2 separate regions of the Homo sapiens genome follow, and region 2 is linked to region 1. Evidence: chromatin loops called from intact Hi-C (ENCODE). Cell type or tissue: endothelial cell of umbilical vein. All regions are shown on one strand. Links, peaks and the distances in the headings refer to the core of each region. The heading gives the core; the rest is flanking DNA. Region 1 has its middle 240 kb from the start of SLC24A2. Region 2 has its middle 190 kb from the start of SLC24A2.

Region 1 (15,551 bases), core at 3,475-11,474:
CTTTTTTATTTTTTGTAGAGATGAGGTCTCACTATGTTGCCCAGATTGGTGTTGAACTCCTGGGCTCAAGCAATCCTCCTTTCTTGGCCTCCCAAAATGCTGGGATTATAGGTGTGAGCCACCATGCACAGCCTGTTTCAAAATCTTCTGCAGCTTCATTTTTCATTGGAAGTCTCCACTTTTTTCAGGAACTGGCATATTCTTGGCAAACTTATACATCTTAATTAAGTTTCCAACAGTTCAAAATGATTAATCCTGGTAATGATAGCTAATATTTATTGAGCATTTCCTATATAATGGACACTATAGTGCTTTACAAGTATTGTCTTATTTAATCACCCCACTTAACTTACCAAACTTATTTAGAACTTACTTCATTCCGGGTGTAAAATCAAGAGTTTTCATACCTAACTGTTGTGGATGTTCAGAGACCTTAAATGGTTTTCCTAATGTCAGTAAAAATTAGAACTAGGACTCAGCCCTAGTCTTCAAAATTCTACCACATTCATTGCTCTTATTTTTTTCTCAATTTCTGTAAGTATAATAATATGGTACTTTTTTCTAGTATATATATATTTTTCATTTAATTATACAGCACATTTTAACTATATTTTTTCTTGGGAAAACCTGGGAAGTGTCACAATTTACCATTTGTGACATTCCTATAGAGGAAATGGAGTATGAATTTCAAACATGCACGTTCACCAATGTAATTTTGTAATATAAGCTCCCTTAAAATGGAATCTTTTTTTCCTATTGAACATTCACCAACAATTGTGGAATCAGTGCTAGTTCCATTTTAAACAGTATCTACTGGTTCTTAAATCTTAAAAGGCAGGCCGGGCGCGGTGGCTCACGCCTGTAATCCCAGCACTTTGGGAGGTCAAGGCGGGCGGATCACGAGTTCAGGAGATCGAGACCATCCTGGCTAACACGGTGAAACCCCGTCTCTACTAAAAATACAAAAAAAATTAGCCGGGCATAGTGGCGGGCCACTGTAATCCCAGCTCCTCGGGAAGCTGAGGCAGCAGAATGGAGTGAACCCGGGGTGGGGGGTGCAGAGCTTGCAGTGAGCAGAGATCGCGCCACTGCATTCCAGCCTGGGCGACAGAGAGAGACTCCGTCTCAAAAAAAAAAAAAAAAAAAAAAAAAACTTAAAAGGCCAGAGTGTTTAAAATAAGTACATTTTCCCCAGCAGCTGAATCCATTTGTAAAACATCTGAAAGAAGGAAATGAAGGCAAAAGTAATGCAGTACCACAGAGAGGTGTTTCAAATCAGTTTAGGCATCTTTTATTTCTACAAAGACAATTTGCATAGAGCAAATCTTATGCTTTTACATCAACTTCTGCTATAAAACCTGAAGAATATTTCTATAATAAAAAGAATATTTTATCCAGGTTGAAACTATTTTGTAAGGAAGGGGTCGTGTAGATAATCAAGCAGGAAGGATAGCCAGTGAGAGCTGACAGTGCTTTTGAGGCATTTTCAATCCTTTTTAGATCTTTGGCAAAATTTCCTCCATATCTTTAACTTTCTCTCTTTGGTCAACTTTGTCCTCACTGTTACAGTCCAGTTTGGAAAAATATCTACAGTGCTAATGTGGTAATTTTGAGGTTCAGCCTAGAAGGCCACATGAGTTCTTGGCTTCTTGCAGGAAAGAATTCAAGAGTGAGCCAACAGAGTAAAGTGAAAACAAGTTTATTAAAGGAGTAAAAGGGTGGCTATTCCCTAGGCAGAGCAGCCCTAAGGGCTGCTGGTAGGCTATTTTTAAAGGTTATTTCCTGATCATATGCTAAAAAAGGGGTGGATTATTCATGAGTTTTCTAGGAAAGGGGCAGGGAATTCTCACAAGTAAGGGTTCCTCCCCTTTTTAGACCACATAGGGTAACTTCTGTGAGTTGCTGTGGAATCTTAAACCGTCAGGGCACTGGTGGGAGTGTCTTTTACCATGCTAATGTATTATCAGATACTGCTGTCTGGGCATATCATCGTAACCTTGATTTAGTAAATTATAATGCATTTCTTTAGCAATTATTCAGTTCTCCACACTCTGTAATAAGAATCCTGTCCATTGTCACAAATTATTTCTATCAACTCTCTACCCTCCACCTGTCTACTAAAAAGTAAAAGGGAGTCACAAACATTTCTTAAGACCAGTATTTTCCAATTCATTTTTTCATTTATTTCTCCTAGCAGTCCTGCATATTAGGTATTACATCCCTATTAGGTACCATATCAAGTATTTCATTGCAAGTCTCCACTTATCTGTGGTGGAGGAATTGAGGCTTAGAACAATTAAATGACGTGCTCAGCAATTAAGTGGAGAAGCTTGAATTTGGACCCAGGTCTGTCTGAATCTAATGCTGTTATTCTTTCACTATTACTACACTGCTCAAGGTCTTTTTGAAAACACCAGGTATGAGGGATTTTTAACCTAGAAAGCCACACAGTCATGTTTCTCAGACACATAAAACCTCCTTTAACTGCTTATTTAAGATGCAGATTTCTAAACCCTGAAAATCTAAATCTGTGAGTTCGTGAATGAACTTCAGGGGACGCATGAACTCTAAAATTATATTCAACCTTTTGTGCAGTGTTGAATATCTGATTCACCAAGGTATTTTTGACCCCAAAAGGCAAAGCATACCAGCTGTAAAAAGGGAAATCGGAGTTACGTCTTGCCATTTTCTAGTTTTCGGTCAGCCGCTGGGAATGAGGAATAGTTAAGTCAGCTTGCAATACACTGTGTTTTTCCATCCCTGCTCCTGTCCCTACCCTGCTTCACCTTTACCCCACTCCTCCCTGGGTTGGGTCCTTCCTGTTCCTTACTAGAACCAGCTCCCGCCACCACCTCATTCATGGCAAGAAACTCTAAGGGCAAAATGCTTTCTACGATAAATAATGCAGAATTGTTCATCTCCTTGTCCACATTAACTGAAAAACTGAGCACTCAATGACCTAAGTTGTCTAACATTTTACTGTAAACAGGATACAATTTATGTGAAGGAACATAGTTACCGTACTTCTCTGTCATCTACAGTCTGCAGAGAACAAAAAACAATGGTAACCCGACCCTTGGGCAAAATGCTAATGGCTACATAATTGATTTAGCAGATAATTATAAAACACAGTCCCATACTAAAACACAAAAGATGTAATTATTGCACTTTACAAACTAATTAATACTAATTCAATTCAATAATTAATAATTCATTATTTAACCTCTAATTAAATCATCATCCTTCTTTTCCCTGCAAACTTTGCTGGTGGCTTAATTGCTGTGGGTCAAATATACAAGAGAGCTCTCCTCTGTTAATTAAACAGTGAAAAGACGTGCAATCATTGTAACAGAGAGAATTAAGGAATTTAGATTGAAGTATCTCCCATTTGAAAGAGACAAGAGCATTTCCTGGCCTCAATTCCCACCCAAAGCTTTAATCGGTTAAAAAGGTCCAGGGTAACAAAAACTGAAGAACCTGATAAGATAGAAGGCTGTTCAAGGTATAGATCAGGCCTTAGGAAATACATAGGAGCCCATCAGACTAGACGCATAGTCAGAGTCCCTTGGGGCAGTCACGAGCTTGAAACGCAGACACTGACTCATAAGATCTGAATTGTGTCCCTCTCAACTCTAGGTTCTCTGATATCATATTGATATTTTGATATCGGTGATTATGGGAGTATTTACACAATTAGAATTGGTGCACACTACAAATCTGGGCTTTTTCTTTCTTTCTCTCGTGCTGTTGTTAAACATTTACCAGCCCACCAACGCCCCTACAGCAACAGAGGTGACTTGTAGCTGAGTCCTAGGTTGTCTGGATACAAGTGCCAAAATCCTAGAGTCAGGATTGGGGCTGACCAGCAGCCTGGAGTTCTATCCCTGGGGACCTGGGAATGGAATGATGTATATGGAGGCTGTGTTCTATAACAAGTTTTGTAGTGACACCTTTTACAGCTCATCTCAGTGAACCCTCACATAACTCTGTGATAGACATTGGTGTTATTCCTAGTGATCTTTTGATTTTTTTAAAAAAGTACATCCTTCTCTCACAATTATGGTCCACTAAATTTAAACTTATTTATAATCCATTCATTGGTGGCTTACTCTTTAATTTATAAAAATTTAATTCTTAGCATTTCAATGCACCATGAGATTTTTCTCTACTTTTAAAGTGTGTGTGTGCACATATGCGCACACACACACTTTATAAGTACAGAAAAAAATTATATATATATATATATATATATAAAGTGTGTGTACATATATATGGGCACACACACACTTTAAAAGAGAAATATATTTTATATATGTGTATATATATATATGCGCACACACACATTTTATAAGTAGAGAAATAACACACACACACAGGGTGTGTGTGTATGTGCAAAGTAAAGCAATTCTCTTCACCTACACATATATGTATGTGTATGTGAATATATATGTGTGTGTATACATATATATGTGTGTATGTGAATATATATGTGTGTGTATACATATATATCTATATCCATATCTCTCTCTATATTCTAAATATTGAAAGCAGAGTGGCATTATCACAGCATACATGATGTCTTTGGACGGGCCAAGGAATAAAGAAGCAGTCTAGCAAATCTTTTCCTCACCAAAAGGGTTTCTTTCCTCCAATAGGAAGTGCCAGTGACCATGTGAGGTGAGAGTAGGGTGGGGGTGAGCAGCGGGTGGAGTCATCACTTAGCTACATAGAATGACATATTAAGGGATACTACATTTGCAACTTCCTCATCTCTCTCCACTCTCCTGGTAGTTTCCTAAGAGGACTCATTTCACTAAATAGTTACTAATAGTTTTCTTATCTGTAAAACTGTGATTATGGTTATACCCACTTCATAACTGCCTTATATAAGCAAATTAAATGAGGTAGTATTTACAGAACTCTTACAACAGCACCTGGCACATACTGAAAAGTCTGTAAGTGATGCTGCAGTAGTGGAGAAAGACATGGAGCCAGAAAGGGTGGGGTTTGTCCAGAAAGTTGTGAGTATAGTCCCAGAAGATCATAGGCATACAGGAAATGTGATGAGTGACCAGATGACTGGCTCACCGTATTGGTGCAGCCAGTCAGTCCCCTTCCTCCTCATAGTATGGCACTTGGAGCCTTTCTGTGTGGTGCAATTGCACTTTCACACTGCCTTTCTGCATGGTTGTACAGGAGGAGCTCGGTTACCGTAGCAGCTCTCTCCAGACCTCAGATATGACTTCCCCTTCAGTATACCCTTTAGGTAGCGATTTATCTAAAACACCCAGGTGATCACAGAACTGCTCTCCTGAAACCCTTCAAGGTTCCCCATAACTTTCAGAAATAATTTCAAATGTGATAGAACAATTTAAAAGTATCTTCACATCTGGCCTCTGCTCCATTGCCAAGTCACTCAATGTCCTGCCTCCTCCCTCCAGTCCTGGGGAACCAGTGCAGGGGCTCAGTCCTGCCTGTGGTGCTGTATGCCTTTGCATATGCTGCTCTCTAGGTCTAAAATGTGCTCTCCAGAGAGCTCCTATTAAACTTTCTAATGCGGTAAACTTTTCTACTCCATCAAAGTTCACCTCCAATGTCACCTATTTTGTGATGCCATTTCAAAAAACCCTCAAGTTTAGTACAGGCCCATTTTCTATGCTGCCACAGCACCCTTTGTGCAACACTAACATGGGGCTTGTCACACCATAATATAACTGCTTGTTTCACCTGGTTCCTCCACCACACACACATACATGCATACACACACATACACACACACAGACACACACACACTTACCCATATCCCAGGAACTCTAGCTAGTATCAGGGTTAAAGCTCATATTGCCTGAGTTCAAATGCTGCTTCTAACATGGAATCCCATTTCCACCTTTGTAAAATGGAACTCATAAACATAACCATTTCTTGGGTTGTTGTGAGGGTTAAATGCAATAATCTATGTAGTATCTCAAAAACTGCCTGACATTTCACAAGTATAGGTGTGTTTGACTATGGTTGTTTTCCATTGAGATCAGGCAGTATCCAACCTTTGGATCAGTACTGTGGGGTGAGAATATCACAGCCCAACAGAGACCCATAAGAGCATGGATGCTGCAGTCAGATGGACTGAGGTTGGAACTGTGGTGTTTCTAAAAATTCTTTATGAAGAGTTCTTACCTCACATGGTTGTTGTGATAGTAAATGAAGTAAAGCAATTCACCTTGCCCATGAAAATCCTTTTAAAACATTAGGTGTCATTATTAGAGAGCACCTACTGAAAGTTGGAAATTAATGATGAGCATGCCAAGGGTGACACACAGCTCTCCTGCCACTTACTGCCTGGGACGTGGAAGGCTGCTGTCCCCCAGCCAGGCATGGACTCACGGGCTGTATCATAACCACAGTGCTCAGCTGTGTAGACCATGCTGGTTTGGCCCCTTTGCCTTCCAAATAGCTTTGGTGACGAAGATGTAGCTGTGGTCACAGTTGCACCTCAAGCCCCTACACTAAATCACAGTGAGTGAGAAATTGCTGGGAAGTGGGAGGAAGGGTGATGGAGGGTGTGTGTAGTCTGGCTTGAGAGGTTCACCCAAACTTTCAAGTAGCCTCCACAATAAATCCAGGACTGTCGCTTGGTGATTAGTTAGAGGAAACAGAAACGGCTGGACAAAGCCAGGAAATGACCTTAGAGACTAAACACGGTGTATTTTATTTTAGGGCTTTTTCTCACTTAGAAGTACTGCCAGGTTGTTTAAAGAGAATGAGTGTTATCAGGGAAGGATTTGGGGGATCTGCCAGGCTTTTGACAACATGTGGTAAAAGATTTACAAAGCCCGGAATCAAAGGAGGAGGACAGACAGGGGGATGTGTACTCAAGAGATGCCGCAGGTGGGCCTGAGATTGACAAAAATTTTTATTGCCCTTTGGGGAGCTTTCTAGTAAGCCTGATGGGCTCTGCAAGGCGGGGGCAGAAGCCCGAGCAGAATGGCACGTTTCTATGGAAGGCGGAAGAAGTGAGGGCAGGGTGGGGAGCCATTTGGGTCCTTTGGAACCCATGGATGTCAATTAGGGAAGGGAGTGGCAGGGTGAGAGCAGGCAGGACTGATGAGACTTTGGGCACTTTCCTGCCCCCATTTTTAGACAGATGGAAATTTAGGAGGTGTTTGAGCAAAAAATAAATAGCCTGAACAATGTAAAACTATTCACAGGAAATGAGGAGGAAGGAAGGTTAAAAGTATTGAACCCCTCTTATGCAGCAGAGTGCTGGCTGAACCATCAGTGCTAATGCATTACCATCCTTAATGTAACAGAGGAGACAAGCAAAGCTTAGGCTGGTAAAATCCCCTTGTGTGTTGCAGGTGGGGGAAATGAGGGCTGTACCCCAAAGTCTATCAAACCCCAAAGCCTTCTATGATGTTACCTTGGAAGGGATGGGCAGGTAGAATTGAATACCAGCTGGCAGGAATCCCTTCTTTTCTGCTTCCTTAAGCAACTGCTTTGCTACTCATCATTACAATGGTATCAGAGTCCAAAATGTATTCCAGGGGTCTCCCCTGCACAGCTTCCCTGCACACCATGGATGGTTCTGGCTTCCTAAACATGAGATCATTCACATTCTCTTATTTAACGACAACCAACTGCAGGCTTCTTTACTTATTGTATCACTGAATTGGCCTAAAGCCCATTTAAAAAAAAATTGACATTGTATGTTTTTATCATGTAAAGCATTATGTTTTGAAGTATATATACATTGAGTAGTGGTTATATCAAACCAATCAACAAATATATTACCTCACATAGTTATCATTTCTGTGGTGAGAGCATATTTTCAAGAATACCATATATTGTCATTATCTGTAGTCACTTTGCTATGAAATAGATCTTAAAATTTATCCCTCCTGTCTAATTGAATTCATATATCCCTTGACAAACACCTCCCCATCCCTCCTTCCCTTCAAAAACCTCAGCCTCTAATAACCACCATTCTGCTCTCTACTTCTATGAGATCAACATTTTTAGATTTCACATGAGGAAGATCATGCAGTATTTATCTTTCTGGATTTGGCTTATTTTACTTAACGTAATGTCCTCTACGTTCATCAATATTGTCACAAACAGCAGGATTTCATTCCTTTTTGTGGTTAAATAGTATTTCATTGTGTATATAGGCCACATTTTCTTTATCCACTCATCTGTTGATTGACACTAAGATTGATTTCATATTTTGGCTATTGTGAATAATGCTGCAGTAAACATGGGAATGTAGATATCTTTTTGACGTAGTGATTGCATTTCCTTTAAATGTATACATAGTAGTGGGATTGCTGGATCATATGGTAGTTCTATTTTTAATATTGGGGAAACTTCCCTACTGTTTTCCATAATAGCTGTACTAATTTACATTCCCACCAAGAGTGTACAAGGGTTCTCTTTTCTCCATGCTATCTTTGTCCTTTTGATAATAGTCATTGTAACTGGGATGAGATAATAGCTCATTGCGGTTCTGATTTGCATTTCTCTGATGATTAGTGATCTTTGAGCACTTTTTTAATATACATGTTGGCCATATGTATGTCTTCTTTTGAGAAATTTGTATTCAGATATTTTGCATGTTTTTAACTTATTTTTTTCTACTATATAGTTGTTTGAATTCCTTATATATTTTGGACATCAACCCTTGGTCAGATGGATAGTTTGCAAATATTTTCTCTCATTCTGCAAATTGTGTCCTCTGTTGATTGTTTGTTTGCTGTGCAGAAGCTTTTTAGGTTGACATAATCCCATTTGTCTGTTTTTTGCTTTTGTTGCCTGTGCTTTTAAGGTCTTATCCAAAAAGTCATTGCCCAGACCAATGTCACGGAGCTTTTCCCCTATGTTTTCTTCTAATAGTTTCATAGTTTCAGATCTTACATTTAAGTCTTTCATTCATTTTGAGATTTTTTTTAATATGTTAAGAATAAGATAAGTCTGATTTCATTATTCGGCATGTGGACATCCAGTTTTACCAACATCATTTATTGAAGAGGCTGTCCTGTCCCTATTGTGTGTTCTTCAAGGCCTGTTTATTTTTAATGATGCCATTAACTGGGGCACGCAATGGAGTAATTCTGAGGCCATTTATTTCCTCTCTTAAAGAGAATCTGCAAATGGTCCTAGGGATTTTTTAAATGTGATAAAATAATAGCTAATAATAGCTCCAATTTATAGAGTGCTTACTATGTGCTAGGCACTGTGGGAAGCATTTTATGATCATTGTCTTATTTAATTGCAGACTGATGGCATGCAGACAAATCTGGCCTGTAGGCTGGAACTGTGTTTTCAAAAGATAAATTTGAATGACTTTAAATGGGGCCTGTGCTATCCAGTTTTCTACAATCAGCACCATTCCCTATTTTTTTTACCACCTTAATTCATTTAATTATAATCAGGCCCCTGTAGACAGTTGCATTTTTAACTTCTGTCTTAAAACAGCCTGATAGAATAGATCTTAAAGAATCCCCATCCTATTGCTGAGGTAAAGAAAAAATATGCAATTTGACCAATGCCACCTAGTTAGGAAGTAGCAGATTAGGATTTGAAACAAGTTCTTCTGACTAGAGAACAAGCTTTTAATCAATACATAATATTCCTTACTATCATGGTGATGTTTCCACAGGATGGCACAGTGTCTTTTATTAGGGGCAAGAGAAATTGTCCTGAATAATTCTTTAATAGCAGTGATGCATCTTCTACCTCTCTTCTCTCTCCCTACTCCTCTGTTCACTGAGCAGATGTCTATAAAAACTGTTGGCAAGCAGATGTTGTCACTCTCATCTCCACCTCTCTTATAGATGTCATTTCCACTTTTCCATACCAGCCAAAGGTTATGATCTCACCTGGAATTCAAATTCCAGGTCACTTGGTCGTTCCAGGTCATTGGGAGATGACTTGGAAGAGTTCTATAGCAGAACCTTTTTAAGAACTGGAATTAGTGGCATTCATCTTCATAGCTCCTCTCCTAGCACAGAGATAGCTGGTACGTGGTAACTGATTAATAAGTGTGGGCAATCATCATTCTTATGGTCATAACTATTATTATTATTACTACCAGGGAGCAGGTAATAATGTTCACCCAAATACCTAAAACCACCACCTGAAGGGTGATATTTACCTTTTATTTTATATTTTTCCTGATTAATTTGTAGCTTAAATATTACTTCTAGGCCAGTCAATATTCTTGTTTTGTATACTGAATATAGAATATTAGCTTCAACTTATTCATTTATTGATTTACCACTCATTTATTCAGTAAATACTTACTGAGTGACCAAGTGTTAGGAGCTGAGATACAGAGTGATTAGAATACTTGTCCCTAAGGTTAATACATTCTAGCGTAGTGTTTTCAAACAGCAGGACACAATTCATTAGTGAGACATAAAATTAATTTAGTGAGTCATGACAAGCATTAAAGAAAATAGAATAGAATAGACTAGAAAATACCAAAGTGAACTTTGGTTAAGTATTGTTCGTGAACATTTATTTCCATAATATCTATGGAAGTATTGTGAATATCCTGGGTTGCATTGTAAAATATATTTCTTACAATAGGCTGAGATCAAAAAGCTTTGAACACCACTGGCCTGGTGGTCTAGGGAAGAGGGTACAGAAGACAGATGCTTGAACAAGAAGATGACCAGATGGCTGAATTACAATGGTTTTCTTTGCCCCTCAGGTGTTTCTCAGTAAGTCAACAGATGTCCACAAACTGAAAAACACTTGAAAATCCTAGTCCAAAATCTCTTTAGGCTCAGATGCTTCATGCTTTGGGACTAGTCCTCTTCTATGGCCTTGAAAGGTTCTCCCCACCCCACCTCACCCCGACTTTGTAGTAACTAAAATCAGTGACGTGTGACCTGATCTTCTTTAAAGCTGGACACGCACACACAAGTGAACACACACACACGTATTTTCATACTCTTTCTAAATTTGTAAACTTTAAGTCTTTCTTATCAGAGAACCTACTAATCCTAATCACATAACTAATCACATAATCTTATCACGTTCCCAATGCCACAGGTAGCTTAAATATTTACAGGGCTGAGTGCGAACCAATTAATGTAGAAAGGCTGTCAAGCTTGGAAGCCTTGTCAAAAATTCGGTAGTAACCTACTTGCTGAAGGCCAAAGCCAGGAAGGCCAATTCCTGTGCCAAATGTGGTTTCCAATAAAGTTCACATTTCTATTCCAGTCCCACTGCCTATGTGTGTGTGTGTATGTTTGTGGATGTGAGTTCACTGATTGTTTATTTTTTCTAAGCCCTTTGTGAGGTCTCTTGCAAATCACTTTCCAGGTCTGTGCTTGGAATTTTCTGCCGCACATTCCCAAGATTTTCAACCAAATCCAGACGGCACAGTTCCGTTTTGTTTAGATTTGTTTTCCTTTAAGTAGTCCTCCAACTAGGCTTTGAAGCAAGCACCCCAGGATGATAAATGAGAAAAACTCACACCTCTTTGAAGGACTGTGATTCCACTCTGTCTGCCTGGAGCCTAAGCAAAGCAGCTCTAAATTGATTTACAGAGACAACTGGGAAAATGGGAAAGCGTTTCCGTGGAAATGCAGCTAATTAAAGGCTAGATTAACCAGCTCTATCTTCTTTTCACTCTTTCTTATGCCTGAGCACCATGTTCCTTTATAGCACAGAGCTTCCTCACTCTAGGATGTCCACAGGGCCTTAATTCTTCGGAAAACATATTCCTAAGTAGAGTGGTAGACAATCCTTAAAACCATCAGTTTTGGAACCATTTGCCTTCTTCTAGTGGGGGGCAGGAGGAGTGATTGTTTTCCTTTCCAGTTTGTTTTAGAGGAACAGCTGCTTCTCTGGGCATTTGGCTAACTCTTCTCTAATTCTGAACAAAATCACTAGGAGCCAAGAGCTGGGTAAATGAAAAAGTTGGTACCTTAAGGCTAAACAGATTGTGCCTTTTCTCCCACATATGAGTGCTCTTTCTAAGCAAGATCTGAGAAAAGGTACTTTGACATATCTTGGGATTGGTGGTTATAGGTGGGGGGGCTTTCTGAATGCAAATGAAATGAACTAAATCCTTTGGCTTCCAGACTAAGTGAAATCTGAGGTCACCAATGAGTGACAGCTACAAAGATTGTGCACTTTCCAAAAGCAATAATTGCTACCCAGGTAATTATTAACAGTAACCAAGCCTGCTAATTCTCTCTCTTTTCTCTATTACCTCCTGCTCACTGCACTATGGAGTTCCCTTTGTGTTTCCATGGAAATACAGAGCAGTTTACATGAAATATTCTTTAAAATCAAGCATGGGAAGCCCATCCTCTGTGTATTGATCTTATTAACTACATTCTGTTGTAACACTGTAACACCAGGTCAAATGAATAATTTCAAACCTTGGGACCATACATTTTATTTCCATGTACTCACTCACATCTATTATGAAAATATATATTGGATATGATTTCAGAGTCAGTCTGTCGTGGCTTTTTATGACTGAGTGGACCAATTTTTCAGATTGCTCAGTGTCTAAATGGCAATAGATGCACAGTGTCATTTTCTCTTATGTTAGTAACTGAAGCATTTATTCCCACTTAAATTTAATTCCTTTTCCATATTATGTCTGCTATTGGCTCCAGATCCCCACCTTCTTCATGACCATACCTCTCTCTGCTCATCTTCTTTAGTCAAATACATTAATGTGGTGAACATGCATAGAATAATGCCTCCCACATAGCAGATATTCCAATACATGCTTTTTTATCAGATCTGTAATGCGATATTTTTTATTAGCAAATAGATGGTTGTTCCAGGGAACATATGCCATTCAAGGCAGGATAATAGCAAAGGATTCAGTTTGTTTGTTTGACTGTTCTTCTTTTTAATAACAGTCAACCAACATTCTTTGCCCTCATGTTCTTGCACTAAGGACCCAGAATGGAATTGGTGAGAGAGAAGCAGCAGAGATCTTTTCTTTAGTCATATAACTTAGTCATCATGATTCCATTGTGGGTGAGACAGTAAGCACGTGGACGAGGGACAACACTGCATGGACTTCAGCAACAGGAATTGCAACAGGGAGGGGGTACACTTACTGAGCACATGGCCTGTGACCCTCATTGACTTGGCTTAAATCCTGCCTCTACTACTTGCTGGATGTAAAAGCTTGGGCAAGTTGCATAATTGTTCTGTGCCTTAGTCCTTTAATTTATCAACTTTGGTTAGTAATGTACTTACCCCCAAGGATTGTTATATGGTTTAAATAAATATCTATGAATTGGCTTTAAAACACCTATTATATGATAAGGATTGAATAAGTTTTTGGTATTTTTATCATTCATAAATTACCTGTTTGTGGTATATGGTGGAAACAGATTTCGTGGGTGGTATAGAGAAGAAAATTTAAAAGATACAAGATGCATTTCATTTTAGACCCAGAGGGAGAGAGAAGACATTTCAGAAAGACATAAGCAGTAGTTAGAGTGTTGGATGGTTTTGATAAGAAAAGATACCTTAAATGTAGTTAACATTGAAGAAGGAAAAATGTATCTGGTTTAGGCAGTAGACATAGAGTAAATTAAATCAGGATTTTAGGGGAGGCATTGGAAGAAACAGGTAAGGCAAGAGTGTAGACTGTTAACATTCGGGTATTCACTAGAATAAGGTGATTCTGGATCATGGCAGGAGTTTAACCAACAGAGGCAGAGTCAGCAGAAACTGAAGAGCTGGGCATGGGCTGCTCTGTCCAGCACCTCAAGGTGTAGGAGGAGGTGATGACGGCTGCTTGGGGACCAGTGGCTTCTCCTGCTAATAATATACTGAAAATACTAGATGTAAAATAAGTAAATGATTATTAGGTGTAGCCCAACACATAGAGAGAAATCTGAGCTGAAGTTTGGGGGCCAGGGGGGAGTTGGAAAGCAGACAAAGGAAGACAGCACAAGGCAAATGGGCAGAATTGTCCATAGAGGAGATTATACTGAACCTGTGTGCTTGAAAACGTCTTTGGTACTGCCATGATGATTCTGCTTGAACCTACGTTGCCTCATCTGTTTGACCTAATGGGCTTTTTCCCATGGAAAGTATTCCAGGGCAAGAAAATCCAGAACTCGTTCTCCTGGTGCTGTGGCTTTTGTGGATCTATTTGGATTATTATTAATAATCCAATATTAATAGCAATTGGAACAGCTGCCTTAGATTATATACATGTATGTATGATTATATACATGTATGTGTGTATATATAAATATATATATATAAATCTGTCCCACAATTCTTCATAAAAACCTTAATATATAAAGAAGGAAAAATTAGCACAACTCACTACTTTTAAGAACAAATGGATTGTACACATACTACACGCTAACATGCATGTATCCACACTCACCTTCCAGTTTTACCTTCCTTGCCTTTTGTAACTTTAAAAAATAAAAATTATTCTATTATTTGTACAAAAACAGTTACTTAATGTGAAGATGTTAATTTTTCATTTACTAATCTTTATATTTGGATATGTGTGTACACATGTATAATTTATATGAATATACATGTGCATTTATATATTATGTCTATGTATACAGTATGTGATCTCAAAAGCATATGAGTGTATATGATGGGTAAACTTCTGATTCGTAATTCTCCAATTGGACAAATGAAACATAAAGACCAGTAGAAAAGAGCCACATGGGAACTCTTTCATATATCCTTATTTAAATGATGTTGAATATAATGAAACCTTTGATTTCCAAGTTTTCCTTTGACTTTCCTAAATTTCAAGGAGTAAAGGTAAAAGTGTTCGTGGCTCTACTTAGTGATGTAGAGGAAAAGAGCCTGAGCTTTGAAAGCCAATAGATTTAAATTTATCTTTCTTTTTTATGTTTATTTATTTATTATATTTTAAGTTCTGGGATACGTGTGCAGAACACGCAGGTTTGTTACAAAGGTATATAATTGCCATGGTGGTTTGCTACACCCATCAACCCATCATCTACAATAGGTATTTCTCCAAATGCTATCCCTCCCCTAGCCCCCCACCTGCTGACAGGCCCCAGTGTGTGATGTTCCCCTCCCTGTGTCCATGTGTTCTCATTGTTCCACTCCCACTTATGAGTAAGAACATGCAGTGTTTGGTTTTCTGTTCTTGTGTCAGTTTGCTGAGAATGATAGTTTCCAGCTTCATCCATGTCCTTGCAAAGGACATGAACTCATCCTTTTTTAGGGCTGCATAATATTCCATGGTGTAGATGTGCCACATTTTCTTTATCCAGTCTATCATTGATGGACATTTGGGTTGGTTCCAAGTCTTTGCTATTGTGAACAGTGCTGCAATAAACATATTTGTGCATGTGTCTTTATAGTAGAATGATTTATAATCCTTTGGGTATATACCCAGTAATTGGATGGCTGGGTCAAATGGTATTTCTGGTTCTAGATCCTTGAGGAATAGCCACACTGTCTTCCACAATGGTTGAACTAATTTACACTGCCACCAACAGTGTAAGAGCGTTCCTATTTGTCCACATCCTCTCCAGTATCTGTTGTTTCCTGACTTTTTA
Region 2 (15,551 bases), core at 3,875-11,874, 51 kb after region 1:
TCAATGGACTTTTGTTTCTAATGTTTGGCTTTTGTGAATGAAGTTGCTATGTACATTTCATAATAGGCCTTTTTATGGACATATGTCTTTATTTCTCTTGTACAAATTGCCAAGAGTGGAATTGCTGAATCATATGGTAAATACATGTTTAACTGTTTTAAAAAACTGCCAAACTGTTTTCCAAAGTGAGCATATATTTTCACTTCCCATCAGGTTTAGTTGTTTATGTACAAGATTTTTAGATGCTCTAAATCCTCAATATTTGTTATTGTCAGTCTTTTTAAAATTTGAACTATCCTAGTGGTGTGCATTGATGTCTTTTTTTTTTGTATTTTCAGTAGAGACGGGATTTCACCATGTTGATGTCTTATTTTTAAAATTATACTTATTTTTTAGAGCAGTTTTAGTTTTACAGAAAAATTTCACAGAAATTACAAGTTCCCATATACTCCTCTTGCCTTGCCCCTTAAATATTTCGGAGGGTGTGAGGTAGGGGTCCAACTTTACTATTTTGCATGTAGATATCCAGTTGTCCCAGGACCATTTGTTAAAAAGACTATTCTTTTGCTATTGAACGATGTTGGCACCCTTAACAAAAAATCAATTGGCTATAAATATTTGGGCTTATTTATTTATTTGTTGAGACAGAGCCTCACTCCATTGCCCAGGCTGGCATGTAGTGGCATGATCTCAGCTCACTGCAACTTCTGCCTCCTGGGTTCCAGAGATTCTCCTGCCTCAGCCTACTGAGCAGCTGGGATTACAGGCATGTACCAACACACCTGGTTAATTTTTATATTTTTAGTAGAGCTGGGGTTTCACCATGTTGGCCAGGCTGGTCTTGAACTCCTGACCTCAGATGATCTACATACCTTGGCCTCCCAAAGTGCTGCAATTACAGGTGTGAGCCACCGTGCCTGGCCTGGGTTTATTTTTGGACTTTCCAATTCTATTTCACTAGTCTGTGTGTTCTTTTTATGCCAGTACCGTGCTGTTTTAATTACTGTAGCTTTGAAATCAGGAAGTGTGAGTCCTCCAATATTCTTCTTTTTCAATATTATTCTAGCTATTTAGAGCCCCTTGCAATTCTACGTGAATTTGAGAATGAACTTTTCTGTTTCTGAAAAAAAAAAGTCATTGGAATTTTGATAGAGATTGTATTGAATTTGTAGATTGCTTTGGGTAGTATTCCATCTTAGCAATACAGATGCTCTGCAACTTACAACAGGGTTACATTCTGATAAACCCATCATAACCTGAAAATGTTGTAAGTCAGAAGTACATTTTTGACTTATGATATTTTCAACTTATTACAGATTTCTCTGGACATAACCACATTGTAAGTTGAGGAGCATACTGAATGCGTATAACTTTCACACCATCATAAAGTCAAAAAACAATAAGTCTAACCATTGTAAGTTGGGGACTATCTGTATTATCTTCCAATTCATGAACATGGAATGTCTTTCCATTTATGTTGTTCTTTAATTTATTTCAGCAATGTTTTGTTGTTTTCAGTGTACAAGTCTTTCACCTCCTTAGATTTAAAATTCTAGTGTTATATTCATTTTTATATTCTAGATTCATTTCTAGGTGTTTATATTCAATTGCATGCAATTGTAAATGCAATTATTTTCTTAATTTCTTTTTCAGGTTGATCATTTCCAGTGGATGAAAAAATAAAACATTTTTTTCTTTTCTTTTGAGATGGAGTCTCAATCTGTTGCCAGGCTGGAGTACAGTGGTGCGATCTTGGCTCACTTACAACCTCCACGTCCTGGGTACAAGCAATTCTCCTGCCTCAGCCTCCCGAGCAGCTGGGACTACAGGTGAATGCCACCATGCCCGGGTAATTTTTGTGTTTTTAGTAGAGACGGGGTTTCACCATGTTGGCCAGTATGGTCTCGATCTCTTGACCTCATGATCCGCCCACCTTGGCCTCCCAAAGTGCTGGGATTACAGGTGTGAGCCACCGTGCCCAGCCACAGCTGAGTTTTTTTTAGTTGTTATTTTATCCTGCAACTTAGCTGAAGTCTAGTAGCTCTAGTAGGATTGGGGTTTTGTGTGTCTGTATATGAATCCTTTGGGATTTTCTATAAATAGGAACATGTCATCTGTGAATAGAGATAGTTTTATGTCTTTCATTCCAGTTTGGATGTCTTTTATTTCATTTTTCTTCATAATTGTCTGGCTAGAACTTCCAGTACAATGTTGAATAGCAATGGTAAAAGTCAGCATCCTTGTCTTGTTCCTAATCTTAGGGGGCAAGCTTTTGATATTTCACCATTGAATATGATGTTAACAGTGGCTGTTCATAAGTGTCCTTTATCATGTTGAAGAAGTTCTCTTCTATTTCTAGTTTTCTGAGTGTTTTTTCATGAAAGAATGTTGGATTTTGTCAAATCTTTTTTCCACATCATGAAGTTTTATTCTCTTATTCTATTAATGTGGTGTATTAAATTGATTGATTTTCTTATGTTGGATGATTCTTGCATTCCTGGAATAAATTTCACTTTGTCATAGTATATAAGCCTTTTACATGTTCTCAGATTTCTTCTGTCTGTATTTTGTTCAGGATTTTCACTTCTATAATCATAAGGGATATTGGTTTCTTCTTTTATTGTCTTTGTCTGGCTTTTGGTATTAGGGTAATACAGCCTTATAGAATAAGTTAGGAAGTGTTTCCTCTTCTTCTATTTTTCAGACGCATTTGAGAATGATTGGTATTAATTTTTCCTTAAATGTCTGGTAGAATTCGCCAGTGAAGCCAGTCTAATCACATCTTAACTAATTTTCTTCTTTCCTGACTCATCGCCCTCCAGTCTATTCTTCCTTTTATAGCCATAGTGCTTTTCCAAAATATCAATCATCTCAAGTCACATTGCTGCTATAAATCTTTTAATTGTCCCCAAGTCTTTGCTGGATAAAATGTAAACTCCTGTTTATGAGGTTCAAGGCCTTTTGTGAACTGACTGTGCTTGCCTTTATGGGTTATTCTGCTCTGTTTTAGAAACCCACCAACCTCCTCATTTCTCCTCCGCCAACAAACATGCACACCTTGCACACACTCACACTTCCATTCATAAGGAATTGCTTTTGATTTCCAGTATGAATCAAGCTCTTTTGGGCCTCTGTGTCATTGTACACTCTGTTTCTTTTACATGAAACCCATTGCCCATCTTGTATATCTGGAAAACATTTCCTCAAGTATCACCTCCTCCATGAAGTCTTCCCAGACACTTCTCCTCCCCCTAGCCAGAGTAACACACCTTTGCATTATTCACTCATTGCAATCTTCTCAGATATTTAGCTCAGGTTTTTCCACTGGTTTGGAGAGCATAATAGACATTTTAAAGACACGCTTACTCCTTCTGTTCTCCCTCCTCCACTGATGTTGGGCTTGACCATCTGACTGGTTAATCTCATAGTGGGTAGGGAGAGTATACTTTCCTTCCCCATGACATTGGGCTTGATCACATAAGTGAATTGTTGTAGGCAAATGTATATTAATAGACACCATGCAAGCAGAGACTTAAAATGTTCTGTTCAGTTGGATTGCCATACTGCCTTGTAAAGAACTTCCCATGGGTAACTGCTGTCCTTTCAGCCTGGGCACCAGAACAAACACACATAGGGCAGACCCAAGCCAAATTTAGTGAGAAGCCAAGTGTAGCCAGTGACACAGCTTGAAACAGAGTCATCCCTTAAAGCCAAGCCTAGATCAACTACCTATGATTGCATGTGGGAATTGTTTGTTATGCAGCTTTATTGTATAAATAGTTCACTGATACAGGGGATTTTTAAAAATACAATTACTGTTTTGAGAGATTCCAAAAATTAAAAAAAACTACCAAAAATGCTAGAGCAAATATTCCACATACCAACACACAGAATTGACCATTGTTATGCTTTGCCGTGTTTGCTTAGGTCTGTTTGTTTCTTTTACAAAATAAATTAAATACTATAGAGAGTTCCTGCAATATTATTAGTAGAACCTTGGAGTCAGAGATTCTATTTTGTTCTGCTTCGTATTTCAGTGACTAGAACAATGCTTGACAATACTAAGTGCTCAATGAAATGTTCTTTGAAAGAATGAATGATGAATTAATGTAATCAGGGCCAGTGAGCTACATATATGTGAAGTTGTTTGGAGAACACTCATCATATTTTTCTAAAGCTTTTAAAGGTATCTTAGCATTTTGAAACAATCTGAAGAAATAAGAAATTCTTTATTTGTAAGTTTTACATCTTTCTTATTGGTTTGTCCTATCTCCATACTCCATCAGCATCTTTTTATTGCTCCAAGGTGCATTCATTATAAAGGGGAGATTGAGAGTAACAAGTGTTACCCTCTTGGGGAGATAAAAGTCTTAATAAAACTTTCATAATGTGAAGTGATTAGGAGTAGTATTTTGGGATGGGAATACAAGTTATCCGTCCCATGGATTGAAGTCGTAATATACAGAGGCTTCCTTCACTCAAAGTAGGAGAAACTAGTTAAGCACTTATGACATGCTAGGAATGTACATGTTATCCCATTTAACTCTCAACAATTTTGTCCTGATGGGATATTTGGCTCTGTGAAGTGGTTTCTGCTTAATCCTGTTTGAGCCTGGGAATCACCTTCTTTCTCTGAGGCAGGTAAGATGACCATCTAGATGTCTTTTTATCTACTTAATTTTCATAAATTAAGTAGACTCAGGCCTCAAATGGAAGTGAGAAATCAAATATCTTACCACCTCATATTAAACATTCTCTCTATTCCTTTCTAATTGGTGGGAATTTGAGTAAAATGGGTGATGGAAATAAGCCATTTCTGAGTGTCCACTATGTGCCAGAAAGACTTACTTTTGTCTTTTCATGTAATTCTCACTTGCTCTAACTCTACCAGCTTTCCAGTGTCACTTCCTTCCCTGCACTTGATGGTGCAACCATTTTGAGCTGCTGCTGTCCTTCAAACCTACCATGTGGCTTTTCACTGTCACCTTTGTGCTGGTATTTCTTTAACCTAAAATGCCCTGCTTGCTTCTTCAAGTGTGGATCCAGAGACCAACACTATCAGCGTTAACTGGAGCTTGTTAGAAATGCAGAATCACATGCCCCACCTCAGGTGCTGAGTCAGAATCTGCAATTTCAGTGATTTAGATGCAGATTAAATTTGAAAAGTATCACTTGATTCTCTCCTTTTCCACCATGTAACTCTTCCCATCCTTCAAAGCCCAACTTAGCTCTCACTTCCTCCAGGAAGCCTTTAGTCCCACCAAAAAGTAAGTTAGCCATTTCTTCGTGCTATTTCCTTTACATGCGTCTTCTGTCTTTGCTTTCTCTGCTAGGCAGTGAGTTCCTTCAGTTGAGAAATTGAATCAACTCTATTTCTGTGTCCTTTGCAGGCAATCAACCTACAATAGATATTTGTTGAATTTGGTGAGTAGCCATTCCCATGAGGGAAACTTTATTATCACCATATTGCAAATGCAGAAACTGGAGCTCATGGAGGTTAAAGTTGCGTTGTGAGTGACAAAGTCAAGATTTAAACCCAGGCCTCCTGATTCCAATACCCATGTTTTCATCTCTATGTCTTATGGCAATTTTAAGAATTTCAGGCAATGGAGAGGATTACCTTAGGATATTGGGATCATCTCCCGTACATAAATAATGTCGGACAGCAGCTGCCCATCCTAAAGTCAGCTAGTAACTAAGAGTAAGAGAGCAAGGCCATTTGTAGAGATCGATGCTAGAGAATGATGGAATGCCTTGGGGAAGCAAAGAAATCGTTTGTGCTTTTAAAATCCATTTGCAAAGATCACTCCTAAAAAGCGTGTATGTCTATATGTGTACAGTACCTGCCCTAAAACAATACACTCAAAATTTGTCTAAACAAATGAACAAATGACTTTGTGCACCCATAAGCGTATCCAAATCCATGTGTGTATGTACATACTTTGCATCTCTGAATATATATATGAACCTGTGATGATGTGTTCCATTCCCTTGCTATTCAAAATGTGGTCTGAGGAGGAGTGGCATTGGCATCACCTGGAAATTAGTGGAAATGAAGAAACTCAGGCACCACCTCAGACACACTGAACCAGAACCTGCATTTTTAATCACTCCAAGTGATGTATATGCACATGAAAGTTTAAGAAGCACTATTCTAAGCAATCCCAGGTAAGCCAGGACAGGCTGTCATGTCAGGTTCAAGCTCAAAATGCTGAAAAGCTGCCAGAAAGAGATGTCTTCATTACTTGCATTCACTGGGCTCGTTATTTTATTCCTCTGCTCTTCACACACCTACCTGTAGACAAAGATCTAATTTACCACTTAAAAAAGACGGAGCACACACATGCCAACACAAGCACATCGAGCATGTCTGAACCTTTGTTGACACTTTATAAACCAGATTTTTCTTTAAGTCTTCTTCCACCAGGATATAGGCATTTTTCCTAAACATGCAGAGAAATGTGCCTTTTTTGTTCAGTAGAGCTCTTTATCTGCCCCTTTCTGCCTCCATCTACCCTTTCTAGCTTTGTTCCTTTCTTGTCCTCCCACCCAGCTGCTCATTTAGCAAGAATATAAGTTTTCTCTTCAATCACCTCAATTCTGCCAATTTATAGAATTAATTTCTTTTTTCTTCACTGCCTTACCCCTAAGAATTAGATATGGATATCTGCCTCCTTCAGTTTTTGTTTGTGTAAAGAAAGTTGGGAGTCAATTGATATTTCTAAAATTGTTAAATACTCTGAAGAAAAAAAAAATACCCTTTTCTTTCCTTGAATTTTTCTTAGGAAACATGACATTGGTCAGTTGCTTGAACACCATTCCTTTACCTGTTCTGTTGCCTGTCCCCTACCCTGGGCTTTCTAAAGACTGTAGAAGTTATACTAGGTTCACATTTCCTCTATCTACTGGAGTGACACATTCTTTAAAAAAAAAAGAGGGGCGAGGGAAGGGCATTTGGAGCAGGCTAAAGATAACCAGGGGTTATTTTTGAACAATAGTTCATAAGAATTTATCATTTCCAAGGCTCTCTTCTTGAGGAACTGATAAAAGTGGCCCCTCTGTCCTTTTGCTAAAGATGGTATTGAATGATCATATGATGCAGGTGATAACATAATATTATACAGAGTATTACAAACAGTTATATGGTTGTAAACCAGCTTTGTAAATGGCTATTTTGTAAATAGAACCACATGTTTGAGGCACGTTGGACTTTTAGTTGACAAATTCAAGAGTATAGAAAATCTCTTGTTCTCTGCAATCAAATTAAATCTAAGTCTGAACACCCATCTATTTATCCCGGCAGGAAATGTAAGTTACCAAGACACCCCTCAGGGCTCTGAAAGTGTCTTACCCAGCCACAGAACATCAGGGAGAAAATCCTAGCCATCACTTATCTGTCCACCCTGACTATCTTTAAGATACCCATTATCCCAGGAACATGGTCTTTTCTGGTCCAATTAGGGCATACGACTATTCTGTGGGGCTGGGAGCTCTGTGTCCAGAGCCCACCTGCCCTAGATTTCTCCTTCCTTCTCTGACCTTTTTATTCTAGGTGAAGTCTCTCCCTCTTCTTTCTAAATACCTTCAAATGCACCCCTCAGCTGAAGATCATTTGGTTTAGGCTTTTACAAAAGACAGGAGATACAATTGCCTTCAAATTGTTCCTGCTTTCTGCCCTATGAAAATCCCTGAAGCAGGAAATATCAAGAGTCCAGCTACTTGCCTGACACACATGGGAAAGGGAAAGATTCAGCAAGTCACGCCCAAGTTAATATTTCAGAAGAGTGTCCAGACTATTCTCTATACAAGGAACTTGTACCTATCTCTTCATCATCCCCTTCTGACCTTGCTGCAGAGAGAAAAGGCCATCATTCTCTCTAGCTCATGCTCCACGACCATCATCAATCAGCTATCTCAAGACCCCACTCTGGTTTTATTTCATTATTTTTCTCCTTTATCTCTATCTCAACTCCCACCATCCCAAGCCACCCACTCTAATATATTCAATACGCACTTCAGTTGTGAGTATTTCATTGAAATGTCTGTGCATTTTAAGCGCTTTTTATTTTTATGTAATTTCAAACATACAACATAGCAGCTAAAGCAGTACAAGGAGCTAACATGTACCCTTTATCCAGAATCACCAATTTCCATTTTGCCTGATGCAATTTATAATTCTCTCTTTCTCTGTCTCTCATACACACACACACACACACACACACACACACACACAAATATAGAAATGTTTTGTTTGAATCTACGTTCAAAGATGTCACAAAAACTTATTTTATGTGTAAAAAATACATATTGCATATATTTTTTCCTGACATGGCCAGCCTTTGTTGTGACTGTAGTTGGACTTTGCTGATCTTTATTGCACTTTTTAAAATATGTTCACTATGTTTATTTTCTTTTTTCATTTTCACAAACATTTATTGTTGCTGTATCTTCCAGACTAGGGCTCAGGGATCTGAGCATCTTTCATTCAGAGTTGTATTGAAATCAACAGACAAATAGCAGAATACTGGAACCAATGAGCATGTCCTGAAAGAGTACAGTTGTCCCTTGATATCCACAGGGAATTTGTTCCAGGACCCCTGCAGATACCAAAATCTGTGGACACTCAAATTTCTTATACCAAATGGTGGACTATTTGCATATAATGTACATATATCCTTCTCTATACGTTAAGTCATTTCTAGATTACTTATAATTATTAGTCTGTTTTCACACTGCTATAAAGAACTACCTAAGTCTAGGTAATTTATGAAGAAAAGAGGTTTGGTTGACTCATAGTTCTGCAGTCTTGACAGGAAACATGACTGGGAGGCCTCAGGAAATTTACAGTCACAGTAGAAGGTGGAGGGGAAGTAAGCATGTCCTACCATAGTGGAGCAGAAGAGAGAGAGTGAAGCAGGAAGTGCTACACTCAGAAAATTTCTAACAACCAGATCTCATGAGAACTCATTCACTATCATAAGAATAGCAAGGGGCATGTCTGCCCCCATGATTCAGTCACCTCCCACCAGGCCCCTCCTCCAACACATGGGGATTACAATTCAAGATGAGATTTGGGTGGGGATACAGAGACAAACCATATCAATACCTAATACAATATGAAAGCTATAACAATAATTGTTTTACTGTATTTTTTTTTAACTTGCACTGGGCTTAGTGGCTCATGCCTGTAATCCCAGGACTTTGGGAGGCTGAGGCAGGAAGATGGCTTGAGGCCAAAAGTTCAAGACCAGCCTGGGCAACATGGCAAGACTCTGTTACCGCAAAAAGTTAAAAATTTAAAAATTAGCTGGGTGTGGTGCCACGGGCCTGTGGTTCCAGCTGCTTGGGAGGATCGCTTGAGCCCAGGAGGTCATGTTCACACCAGTGCATTCCAATTTGGGTGATAGAACAAGATACTGTCTCAAAAAAACAAACAAACAAACAAAAACGTATGTTTATGGTCATATTGTTATTTTTTTTTCTAAATATTTTCAATCTGAAGTTGGTTGAATCTGAGGATGCAGGCCCACAGATATGGAGGGCCACCTATACAGGGTTAAAGCCAGGATAAGCCACAAAACAAAACAAAAGCAGAACATGGAAAAAAAAAAGTCTCCAACCCAAATGAGTCAAATGAAAAGTTGGAACCAGATTTAGAGATAAAGCAATCACAGAAATGGATATGTGTCATAATAATAAAGATAAACATAAATGAATCATCTGTTTTGGATGCCTACTATACGCCTGGCACTTTCTATCCTTGTACTAAACCCTGTAAGTTGAATATTTTTGTCTTCCTTTTGCAGATGAGGAAATAGAAGTGCAAAGAAGTTCCACAACTTAACCAAACTAAGAGGCAATGTAGCCACAACTCAGACACAGGTCCATCTGATTCCAAATCTCATTATTTCCCTTCAATTCCATGTTGCACGAGATGGACAAGAAGTATAGGGATGAACATGGAAGAATTCATGTAGCAGAGTTCAGGCACACTGGAGGATTTTTTTGAGATTGCCATAGTTTCTTTGGGGAAATAATTATATTTAAGAGGGGACATCAGAATATATAGTCAGTATGTCTAGGGAGTGTTAAAATGAAATTATTTATATGGAACAGGAAGTAAGGGAGCCCAAAAAAGCTAAGCTAGGCTCTTAGACCTGGAGCCTAAATATCACAGACCTTTAAATCAGACCATTTTGTGTTCTTTTGGCCTAAACCAACCATGGTGATCCTGTTTCCACTTGGCTGAGATTGGTTATTCCATTACCCTCCCTTAGGGATGACCATGTGACCCAGTTTTAGCCAACAAAAACTTATGGGAAACCTGCTGGAGTTGGGGCTTCTGGGAAAGATTTTCCTACCTGATAAAAAGGAGCCTTCCTCCCATCCTTCCTGCTTAGGACACTGCCATATGAGTTTGTGACATTTGGCCATGGCATCCATCTTGTAACCCTGACGGGACTGTGAGGAAGCAAAAGCATCCTACGAAATAATATCTGACCATTTTGCAGCCTTTGCATATTGTTGGTAGTTTGGAAAGTACTTTTACAGACCTAGTTTCATTTAGTGCTTAAATAACTCTGTGAGCTGGTTAATATGTGTGCTCTAGAAGGATCCAAAAATCTGTAGATTCAACCTAAGTGACAGCATGATGGTAGAACTAAAGTTACCAAATGTTTCCAAGTGGTTTTCTAACTAATCCTATATGGTGTTCTGAAATTGTTTCCAATGTTGCCTAAAATGAGCTCTTCAAAGAGGCTTTGGTCTTCAGACCCCCTAGGATGTTGCAAGGAAAAATCAATTAATGTTCTAAAGCGTAGGTTATGCTTTGCTCAGGAAAGAATATTGAAATGGTTAAAGGCAAAAGCAGGCAAAACTGTAAAGAGTACATAAGCACTTGTTGACACAATTTAGGGACCAATTACTGAGGAAATGCCAAAGGCTCCCTGCCACTTTAGAAACTGCTTGGAGTACAGACCTTAAAAATTGTCTATCATAGATATTTTATTATTGTTCATTTGGAGAAATTTCACTATAGGGTTTCAGGACAAATTCATAGCAGTGTTAAATCACTGTACTTCTACCTTCCAAGTAGAAATTATTTCATTCTGTTAAGTCTTAATGTAGGAATCTACAATAGTAGTAATTGTATATAATTAAATTCTATAGAGTGGCATTCTCCTAGAAATTATAGCACCTATAAGTAAAGTAGAATAAGGGAGAAATACATTTATTCAGTGCTTATCATATACCGGAAACCATATATTACATAATCTAATTTGACTTCCTCTTATGACTCTCCAACATCCTTATGAGATAAGATTATCAATAATCTATAAATGTGAATAGATCACAAATTTAATGAAACAAGTTTCAGTGTATGATAAACCAGAATATCATCCTAACTTATTACACTTTTTCTATAGGGAAACAAAACATGCAAACATTTAGCTAGTCAATTTTTAAAATTGAGTCCAATAACCTTGTTTTATCCCGTACTTCAAAAAAACCTACTATCTAAATAACTAAACAATTTTAAACAACCTTTTAGTTAATTATTTTGAAATTGTATAGCCACAGCATTTGAAAGAATCTTAAACAAGCGGGTAAAATGTATCTGGTTTGGAGGTATCTGGTATAATTATCCTTCTACTTTGTATTTGATGAAAGTAATTGATGTGAGTTACCTTTATTAAATTATCCCCAAATCCTGTGAGTTATGGATTATTCACATTTTACAAATGAGGACAAAATTCAGAAATATTAGCATGATGCCAAGATTACATAGCAAGAAAATGGTAAAGGCAGGACCCAAATCTAAGTGTGTCTTGCTCCAACGCCCACGTCTATCTACTACTCCTTGCTGTAATCACAGCATGATTTTCTTTTAACAGATGATAGAAAAAAATTCCTTTGAATTTCCAACCACAAAATGAACTGCTTCACTGGATGTAGGGTCTGTTAAATAATTTTTCTTAAATGAGAATTTTATGTGTTTCTTATTTTTCTCCCTTAGGGAGTTGCAGAAGGAGCAAGAGAAAAGATTTCACTGTGATTTCCAAGTCATGCTGCATAAATCATGTCCCGGATAAATGCCATGGCATTGCACATTGCAGTGTCTGCTACACAAGAACACTGGTAGCATCATTTTGATTTAGTTTTTGTTTGTTTTTAGAAATGGGGTTCTCATTGTGTTGCCCAGGCTGGCCTCAAACACCTGGGTTCAGGCAATCCTCCCACCTCAGGCTCCCGAGTAGCTGGGACTACAGTCGCACACCACTGCACCTGGCTTCCCTTTGGTTTTTAAAGTCCTATTTCTACACTTTGTGATGGCCTGGCTGATCACCAGTTGAAAGATCCCATCATCCTCTTCCCACCCCCCAAAAGATGAGCTTAACATCGTTATTTAAACAGGCAAGTGTGGGCAGGTAGAGTCAAGTTGGACATTAATTTGGGCATTAGATTAAGACTTGAGTTTGAGTCCTGCTGCTCTTCTCGTAATGACAGAAACTTTGGCAAGGTTGCTCACTTTCTCTGAGCCTCAATTCCATGGTATAGAATAGTACTTCCCAAATTGTATTTCTTAAATTTCCAATCCATTTGAGGAAAAATACTTTTGTAAAATATATGAATTACCAGGAAAATTAAATAGAAAATGTAGACATATAAGATATGCACTCATTTTTTTAGATTATTAGATTCAACAAGCAGAAAATTTCTCTCTAAAAGCTTCTAAACAGCCACTTTTAATTTCTGTATCATCTCGCTGTGGACTGGAAAGAAAGAGTTCACAGCCTGCCACACGTCCAGGAATCACACTTCGAATAGCACTGATCTTTAAGGATAAAAGTCCCTTTCTTCTTTGAAAGGTTGTAGTTAGAATTCAATGCATAATGTATGTGAAAAGCTTACAAAACTGCCTGGCACATACAAAACATAAGGAAGTACCACCTCTTCAGTAAAATTAAACCCAGAACCTCTAAGGAATTAGCACCTGTAGACAGTCTCCTGGGAAAACTGGGAACAAAGTAAAGCCCCCTGACTAACGGCATTTGACTTCATGCCCCAACTTTACCTTCTCATCAAGATTTTCTTCCTTCTTTCTCTCTCTCTCACTCTCATTGCCACAGTAGCTCTCTCTCTCTTTCTATTCCCTTCCTACTGCCACCAAGATACTGGCCTCATAGTGGTGAAAAATTCCTGACCATGCAGTGTCAGAAACATAGTACTAGGACCATCAGCAACCCAGCTAACAAAGTATAAAGTCCTCGTCCTTACTCAACTTGTTTGTTGTTTGGTTCCCTAAGCTCTTTAGAATAGAGTTCTTGAGCCAGATTTGTGGCCATCTAGCTCTACTTGTTAGTTGTTATTTTGTCCTTAGTCAAAGGACAAAGGTCACTTAATATTCTAGCTCTGGGTTTCAGTTTCCTGAAGTATAAAATGAGGGAAAGAAAATGCCTGCCTTATAGGGTTGTTATGAAGATTAAATGAGTTGACATACATCAAGGGCTGAGTATATTACCTGGGACATAATAAGCAACCTGCTCAGTTGGTGTCAGCCATCGTCATCATCATCATCATCATTACCAAAGTGATCACATGGAACCTCGTGGGTCCTTCACTGCTCAGCTCCTGGTCAGTCCCCACACAGCAGAAGTGTCATTCTGAATGGCCTCTCAGAGAAACATCCTGCTAGACAAATGCTCCTGCCCAGGAGAGACCCTGCCATATCATCCAATTGACAATGGTCCATACTGTCAGATTCAATTTCTACTTGGGGAGACACTGCTTTTCCCTGAGTGGTTGGTACCAGGAATAATCTCTTTTAAGTGAGAATCCTTCCCCTGCCTGGAAGTGGCTTGGCCATACAGGCCTACCAGTCTGTCTTAACACATATCCCTACTGTAGCTTTCATATAACATGTAACACAATATACAATATGTTTTGATATCCAGAAACCATTTCATCACTGTAGGTTTTGTATTAGTTATCTAGTACCATAATCATGCTGTATAACAGACCACCACAAATGACACAACAATAAACATTCTTTACTCATGCATCTGGAAGGCATGCTAGGAGATTTTGCTGATCTTGGGTCAGCTAAGACATTCTTTTTGTCTTGTGCAGGGATTGGCTGGTTGTTGACTGACCTAGGATAGTTTCAGCTAGGATGACTGAGGTGACTTTTGCTCTACTCTGTGCGAGCAGAAGGATAATGCAAATACATGCTTATGGCTATGGTAGAGGACAAGAACAAGTGGAAACCCATAAGTGCTTTTCAGATCTCTGTTTGCCCCACATTTGTTAGTATCCCATTGACCAACCCAGGTCATAAGGCTGAGCCCAGAATAGGAGTGGGATAGCACTACAAAGTTAGGTGACAATGGACATAGGAGTATGATCATGAAATGTTAGTTCTACCTTCCATTATCTTATATTTCTGTCCAATCATATCAGAAAAACCACTTGTTGATTCATACTTCCAAGTCAGGACTGTCTATCAAGCCAAGGTGTTATTGAATATATACTCTAGGATTTCATTTTTCTGTTTGTTTAAACAGACTCTGTAGAATACTTTTTTTCTCCTACTAACTGAAAATGGAGCAACAGAAAATAGATTCATTTTTTATAATTGATATATGAACATTTCATGTCATAATTCCTAAGATAGTTTATAACTTCTATGGGGACCAGTCTTCATCCCATGGTATTATTGTATTCTCAACAAATGAACTTAACATCCAAGGAATAATACTAAAATTGCTACTTATTAGAGCTTAATGCTTTTCTCATAAAACTTGCAGAATTCAAAATAAGCTTTCCTACTGGAGGCAGACTCTCAGGGAGATTTTCTGTGTTAGGAATTTGATATTTTCCTTTCAAATAAGAAAAAGAAAAAACACTCACACACCTGTATTTTCTCTTTCTGAAGTTACTTCACAACTAAATGGAGTATTACTATTTCCATTTCTTGAGGGAGACAATTATTTTAATTTACATAAAACTTGGTGACATCTTAGACAAAGGGAAATATGTACTCCCCCTGCTATCAGTTAACTCTCCAGTTAGTGACTTTGTGGAAGGATTCCTGAAAAATATCAGTGATTTCAGAAAGGGTTCCCTTCCACTTTCAGGGGAAAATCAGAACCTCCTCATTCACCTTGCAATAAAGGAGCTACCTGGTCATATCTGTGGTTATGCGTGGAGGGGTGATGGGGGCAGTGAGAAGGGAAGGGGCCTTGTCCAGACTGCAGCTTGCTTGCTGTTGCTCTCAGCCCATTATTTGTGCTGAATAAGGTCAGGTAGAGGATTCCTTCTGAAGATGTGTGAAGCAAGGCCACAGAAATATGTAAAGGTGGTATCATGATGTCCTGTAGTCTCTCCCACTCTTCCCCATATTTATGTCACTGACTCACACTCTTGCACAGACACTTTATATTGCAATCCCTAGTATAGCTCATAACTCCTATTGGGACCAGTCTTCATCCCTTTTGTTATGATATTCTCAACAATTGGATTTTGTTTGACTCAGGTCAAAAAGCCTTGAG

What was found. Peaks named below come from ENCODE experiments on the same cell type or tissue, not always from the same donor. Only the 100,000 strongest peaks of a DNase experiment are listed, where the experiment ranks them.
Region 2: a loop joins it to region 1, with 4 times the contacts of the local background. A loop is called at or near these places in 9 of 110 quality-filtered maps.

The regions. Positions count from the first base shown.
Region 1 is chr9:20,020,054-20,035,604 of GRCh38, reverse strand. It overlaps a transcript of SLC24A2 not described here. Among named protein-coding and RNA genes, the nearest start is that of SLC24A2, 240 kb to the right of the region's middle. In endothelial cell of umbilical vein, for the core only: no CTCF peak of the experiment used is centred there; a DNase peak (open chromatin) is centred at 6,674; H3K27ac peaks cover 820 bases.
Region 2 is chr9:19,969,796-19,985,346 of GRCh38, reverse strand. It overlaps a transcript of SLC24A2 not described here. Among named protein-coding and RNA genes, the nearest start is that of SLC24A2, 190 kb to the right of the region's middle. In endothelial cell of umbilical vein, for the core only: no CTCF peak of the experiment used is centred there; a DNase peak (open chromatin) is centred at 8,856; H3K27ac peaks cover 1,293 bases.